Linked DNA regions of Homo sapiens: region 1 is linked to region 2. The links are chromatin contacts, found by Hi-C or POLR2A ChIA-PET in ENCODE. All regions are on one chromosome and are shown on one strand. Each heading gives the region's core, a stretch centred on a gene start or an enhancer-like site at or near the end of the contact. The rest is flanking DNA. Distances are from core to core; before and after follow the strand shown. Region 1 overlaps TTC21B (tetratricopeptide repeat domain 21B). Region 2 has its middle 100 kb from the start of GALNT3.

Region 1 (2,868 bases), core at 241-2,740, 190 kb after region 2:
TAACTTACTAGAAAAGTCTCATTTATTTCAGGTTATAGTAAAAACTCATCATAGGGCAGTAAATGACAACACAGCCATTCATTTATACAGTACAGATTTATTTAGCACTTACACAGGCAAACTGATGCCTACAGTTATGAGGTTTGCATTCTATTAGGAGAAAAAGTACATTTTAAAATAATTGCATGAGTAAATAATTTCAAAACTGAGATAAATGTTATGAAAGAAAGATCCAGGCCAAGTGAGTTACCATAAAGAACCTGAAGGGTATCAAGAGATGTCTGAAATCTGAAGAATGAGGCATAAACTAGGCTAGGGTGGGAATCAAGGACACTCTCAGACAGAGGAAACTGCATGGATTAAGGCCAGTGGTAGGACACACAGGGAGTTAATGAACTTGGAGTATGGTGAGAAGACAGAGCACATAGGAGAGCGACACAGAGGAAGGCAGATTAGTCATCAATGACTGGTAAGAATTATCACAATTACTGATAGTGAAATGCCACACTTCTACTATCAACAATTAGAAGAATATTTAACACATTCCTCTTAATGGATGTTGTTCTCTTGTAACATGCTATAAAAATGAGAAAACTAAGAAGACAAGAAAAGTAACAGCAGCTGTGCACGCAGTAAACAAGATATAATGCAATGTAAAATAATGTGTAATAAAAAATATCTCACTCTACCTCTTAAAAATATGAAATAAGAAGTGTAAATAGTGCTCTTCAGCTCTAATAAAAGTACCAAAACAAATGTTTAAAATTTTAAATGTTTGAAAAGAATTACTGGCTAACATTATCAGATGGTAGTAAAAAGAAAGAAATAGAAATGATCTAAAATTCACACTATTTTATATATAGTCAGGCACTGCATGATGATGTTTCATTAACAACAGACCACATACATGATGGTGGTCCCAAAGATTTTTATACTGTATTTTTGCTGTACCTTTTCTATGTTTACATACACACATTGCTTATAGCATTCATGACAGTAACATGCTGTACAGGTATGTAGCCTAGGAGCAATAGGCTATACCAGATAGCCCAGGTGTGTAGTAGGATCTACCACCTAGGTTTGTGTAAGTATACTCTAAGATGTTCACACAATGATGAAATTGTCTAATGATGCATATCTCAGAAGATTTCCATTGTTAAGCGACACATGACTGCATATATATATGTGTGTATGTTTATATATGTGTGTGTATATATATGTATGTCTATATAGGTGTGTATATATATATCTCTACACACACACACATGCACACAGGCACACATGGGCAGGGCCTATGGCAGAATCTCACATCTCAGATTTTAGACAAAAATAAGAAGTTTCAGAGAGGTAAACTTAATGTCATTACCAACAAATTCTAAAATGAACTAAAAGGGTTTGTGACATTCAAAAAGTAAAGCAATTTTTAAGATGTCATGCCAAACATACTTACATGGGAACTAGTCAAGATTTCAGTTTTGGTTTGTGGTTTCTTGACTAGCTTTGGGATCTTACGCAAGTGGCTTGAGCTGTCATTTTCAGGTTTCCTCATCGCTAAAACAGGAATAACAACTCCTCCCTCTAACTCTTAGTATAATTTTAAAAATCATATAAAATACTTGTGAAATGGTTTTTAAAACCTTAGAATACCACAAAATATTAGCATTTTTTAATGTAAGCATTCACTATATTATAATCACAGAATTTTAACACTGGAAGAAACTTGATACATGACCTGGTACAAAAATTTCAGAGGAAATAAAGACCTAAGAAGGGGAAAGAAAATGTGCACTGCAGCTGCACTACACCTGCCAAACTTATTAGAACTCAACTATATGCAATCAGGAGAGACAGCGAGAGAATGCAAACATTCTACACAGTCTAATGACTGTCCTATAACCTGAGAATAGGTATGAAGGGTGAAACATGAGTAGTTTCTTCTCTCATTGGATCTCAGTTGTTCCTAGTGTGTTTCTTTTTTTCCTCGTATATATTTAAGATATACAAAATGATGTCGGTGTGTAGATGTGGGTGTGTAGATATATGTGTGTGTGTGTATATATATTTATTTATAAATGATTACTGCAGTCAAGCAAATTATCCATTCATCATTCATCCTGGTGCCTCTTATAGTGACAATATTCAACCCTGAATTCTATGGAAAGAGCATGAGCACGATTTTTTTTTTTTTTTTTTTGAGACAGAGTCTCACTCCGTCAACCAGGCTGCAGTGCAGTGGTGTGATCTCGGCTCACTGCAACCTCCACCTCTCGGGTTCAAGCAATTCTCCTGCCTCAGCCTCCTGAGTTGCTGGGATTACAGGCGCCCGCCACCATGCCCGGCTAATTTTTGTATTTTTAGTAGAGACGGAGTTTCACCATGTTGGCCAGGCTAGTTTCGAACTCCTGACCTCAGGTGATTTGCCCACCTCGGCCTCCCAAAGTGTTGGGATTACAGGTGTGAGCCACTGCGCCTGGCCATGAGCATGATTTTAAGGGTTTTCTGACAACTGAAAAAGTGAAATACATTGTTTATTTGGCCAGGCACATTGAGGGTGTTAGATGCAATGACAATCTTAAGGATGAAATTGAGGAATTAATGGAGAGCCTTAGAAAGAAATGATTACCAAAGCAAAGCTAGAGGAACTGATAAAATAATCTATAAAATACAATGATGACACAATGAAAGAACTAGTCATTTGGAATCTCTTTATTTGCTGAGGTCTTCCAAGGAATGGAATATATAAATAATTTAACTTCTATGTGCATTCCTTCTATGGAATAAAGTGTCAAAATTAATATTTTAAGGATATTTAAGGACTTTTCATTTTACCAGATGACTTTATTCTGAAAGATATATCACACCTTAGAA
Region 2 (3,023 bases), core at 325-2,824:
TACTTCCCACGTCTTCTGCTGCCCACAAGAGCGGTTCCTTAGATTTCACCTGCTAGTCCATTTTCCCTGCTTCTGTTCAGCTTGTCTCTTCTGCCAAGAATATACACCCCATAAACCTATCCCGACAGCACAATTCTAGTGACCATCTATTTATTTATCAAGAGAAAACACAAATATTCTTTCCTTTATGTTGCCCTTCCAATACTCCTGAAAATCGTTTGCCTGTTGTTTTATGCAAAGCAGACATGTATTAGAGCCCCTTCGAGTCTCACTGCACTAGCTTATTTATGCATCTACTCCGCCTCAGTACTTCCTGAGAACAGAAAACACTTCTCATTACTCTGTCTTCTCAGCATTCAGTTTAGTGTTTAAAACATGGTAGAGACTTAAAATACATTTACTGATGTATGCAAAGTAAAAAATTGAGTGATGCAAAGTCCACTCCTGTATAGGAGTTCAGATGAGGGAAAGATGATTGGCTGAAACAGTGGAAAAGGTGTCAGATTCAGAGAGAGGGAGAATTTCAGCTAGCAGGGTTACCCCCATAGTCCACATTATGGAACAATTTGAGGAAAGGCTGATCAGAACAACATCACTCTTCTGGTGGGGGGCAGAAGGACCTGGTTAAGAACAGATAATTTACTATCAAGAACAAATGACAAATCAGGTTAGGAGAGTGCATTTAGACAGTGCAAAGCTTTGAAGACCAACCCAAGGAATCTGGCTCATATCCTTAGGGAAATAAGGATATTTCCTTCAGGAAATCCTGAAGATTTTAGAAAAGGAAAATCAATCAAATAAGAGTGATTTGCAGTATGGAATATCAGTGTGGCTACAGTGCACAGACAGTTTGGGAGGATGGAAATGCCAGAGGAAAAATCTTTGCAGTAGCTATTGCAGTCAGTATTCATTAGAAAAAATAAGAGTTAAGAACCTACTCTGATTTAGGATACTGTGCAAGAATGTGCTACAATGAGGAGGGTGTGGGGGAAAAGACAGGCAGAGTCCCTCTAGACAAGCAAGTAGAAAGATGTGGGTAATTACAGCAGAGAAAAAGTCAGCTATTTGAAAGCCTATTACGATGTGAGAGATTAAAGGTAACAAAATAATTATGAGCCTAAAATACCATAGGTGGAATATGGGGAAGGACATAAGAAGATAAATATCATCAACATAAATTAGAATGTTATAAGGAGGAAGAGATGTGTTCATTTTGGACAGCTTGAATTGATGCTGGGATACTCAGTGAAAATAACAAATGGACGGAAGGAAATGTAAGTCTAGAGCTTAGACAAAGACGTAAGATTTGGAGCGAATGAGAATTTTAAGAAGAGAATATACATATATATATATAGAAGGAACTAAATAACAGACAGGACTGAAGCTTTAGAAAGGCTAGTGTTTCAGGTTGTGTTTGCTGTAAGCACACAATTCTGAGATGGAGTTTAGCATGCAGGATTTCCATGAGGAATCAATTCTTGTGGGAGCTAGCGGGAGGAAGCAGATTAGGAAAAGACAGAAATCAGGCTGTGATGCGGACCGACCCCACTGGAGTGCTCTAGAGGATAAGGGATCCTCTGAGTCATCCCCTCGCGGGCTGAAATGGCTGGGCCTTTATAGCCACGCCACAGTCAGTCTCTGGATGTCTTCCACCCCAGAAAGGGAGTGCTCTCAGATGAGTTGGCACCCTGCAGTGAGGAGAAAGCCTGAAAAGAGCTGAGAGCTGGAGGATGTTTTTCTGACAGCGCTCTTAGGACCTGGGACAAGTCCTTCCTTGAAAGGGAATTTTTGAAGGTAAAACAGCTCTGTGTCTTCTACATCCATCCCTCAGGTCCTCAGATTCATGTCATCACTTAAATTTCAGGGAACAGCTCCTTCAGGATTCTGGTGGGCCTCTCTCCCTGGGGGAAAACTTAAAGGAGCAAGGTTAGTAAAATAAATTACAGTTCCTGCCACTCTGGCTGGTCCTAAAGCCACAACTAAAACTGACCATCTCCCTCTCTCACTATTAATTCTACATTCTTCTCAGCTTCATCAAACACAGTTGCTAGCCTCAATGGCTTACTTGGTGGTGTGACCCAGAGCCAAAAGGCACCTAAGTGAATATTACTTCCTGCTCCTATTATGAAACAGTAGGCCCATCTCTTCCTGAGGATCAAGGTCAAATACCTCTACCAAGATGGTGAGGTATTTTTTCTCCTTGCCTAAAAATCCTAGGATGTAGCAATAGCTTAAGTCCAATGGGACTCTTTAGTCCCCTGATAAAAATGTGACCTCTTTGGGGACTAGGACCTTTAAGACTGCAAAGACATTTAACCCTATAGAGTTGTGGAATAGGAAGCACAGTTTTCTCCAGTGGGTCATGTTAAGTAGAGACATTCCTGCTTCCACCCAGTAGAGTTTGCACCCATGTGTTCTTCCTATGGGGGACATATTATTATGTAAAGGTTTTTTATTCAATCTATATACTGGATCCTGGAGGATAGTAACGAATTCATGCGGAACATCATCTCCAAACTTGCACTTCAACTGCACCTTCTACAGGCCAGTCAACGCTCTGTCAGGCCGGGAGCTTTGAAGTCTATGATATGATCAGTGGGTCTCATGGTCATGTGCCCATGCTCTGATATGATGTTATGTGGGATCCCATGTGAGCAGATCAAATATACTGTTAGTCCTTGAATAACGGTGTTTGCCAAGGCCCTGCAGGTAAGAATGGCAAACTTATACTTGGAATATATGTCTATTTTTATTTAAAACAAACAACAAATAAAAACACAAAAAATCTCTGGCCCTTTTAAGATGGAAGGGGCCCAATGTAATCAATCTGCCAACAAGTGTCTGGTTAGGCTCCAGAAGAATAGTGCCATATGGAGGGCTCAGCATCAGTCTCTGTTGCTGGCAGACTGTACATTTGGCAGCAGCAGGAGCTTTATCAGTCTTGGTAAGTGGCAGGCCATGCTCATGGACCCAAGAAGAGCCTTCGTGGCTCCCACTGCCACCCAATCCATGTACCTATCACA

The links. A loop is a pair of places that touch in the nucleus more often than their neighbours do. ChIA-PET counts read pairs that join two places held with the same protein, here RNA polymerase II (POLR2A). Pooled maps may share reads with other maps.
Region 1: a map of aorta shows a loop between it and region 2 (2.4-fold over the local background). The contact joins two enhancer-like sites. A Hi-C loop is called at or near these places in 14 of 168 maps with a recorded cell type or tissue (B cell, Calu3, GM12878 and 11 more), 29 of 37 single-sample maps with no recorded cell type and 26 of 50 pooled maps. POLR2A ChIA-PET finds 5 or more read pairs at or near these places in 1 of 52 experiments (HEK293T).

What each region holds. Positions count from the first base shown.
Region 1 is chr2:165,876,506-165,879,373 of GRCh38, forward strand. The region is part of intron 27 of TTC21B (tetratricopeptide repeat domain 21B); the gene reads right to left. Among named protein-coding and RNA genes, the nearest start is that of TTC21B-AS1, 56 kb to the right of the region's middle. Within about 2 kb of position 1,491, at least 2 of the 41 ENCODE cell types and tissues checked have a DNase peak (open chromatin) inside an H3K27ac peak, as active enhancers do.
Region 2 is chr2:165,690,222-165,693,244 of GRCh38, forward strand. No RefSeq gene overlaps it. Among named protein-coding and RNA genes, the nearest start is that of GALNT3, 100 kb to the right of the region's middle. Within about 2 kb of position 1,575, at least 3 of the 41 ENCODE cell types and tissues checked have a DNase peak (open chromatin) inside an H3K27ac peak, as active enhancers do.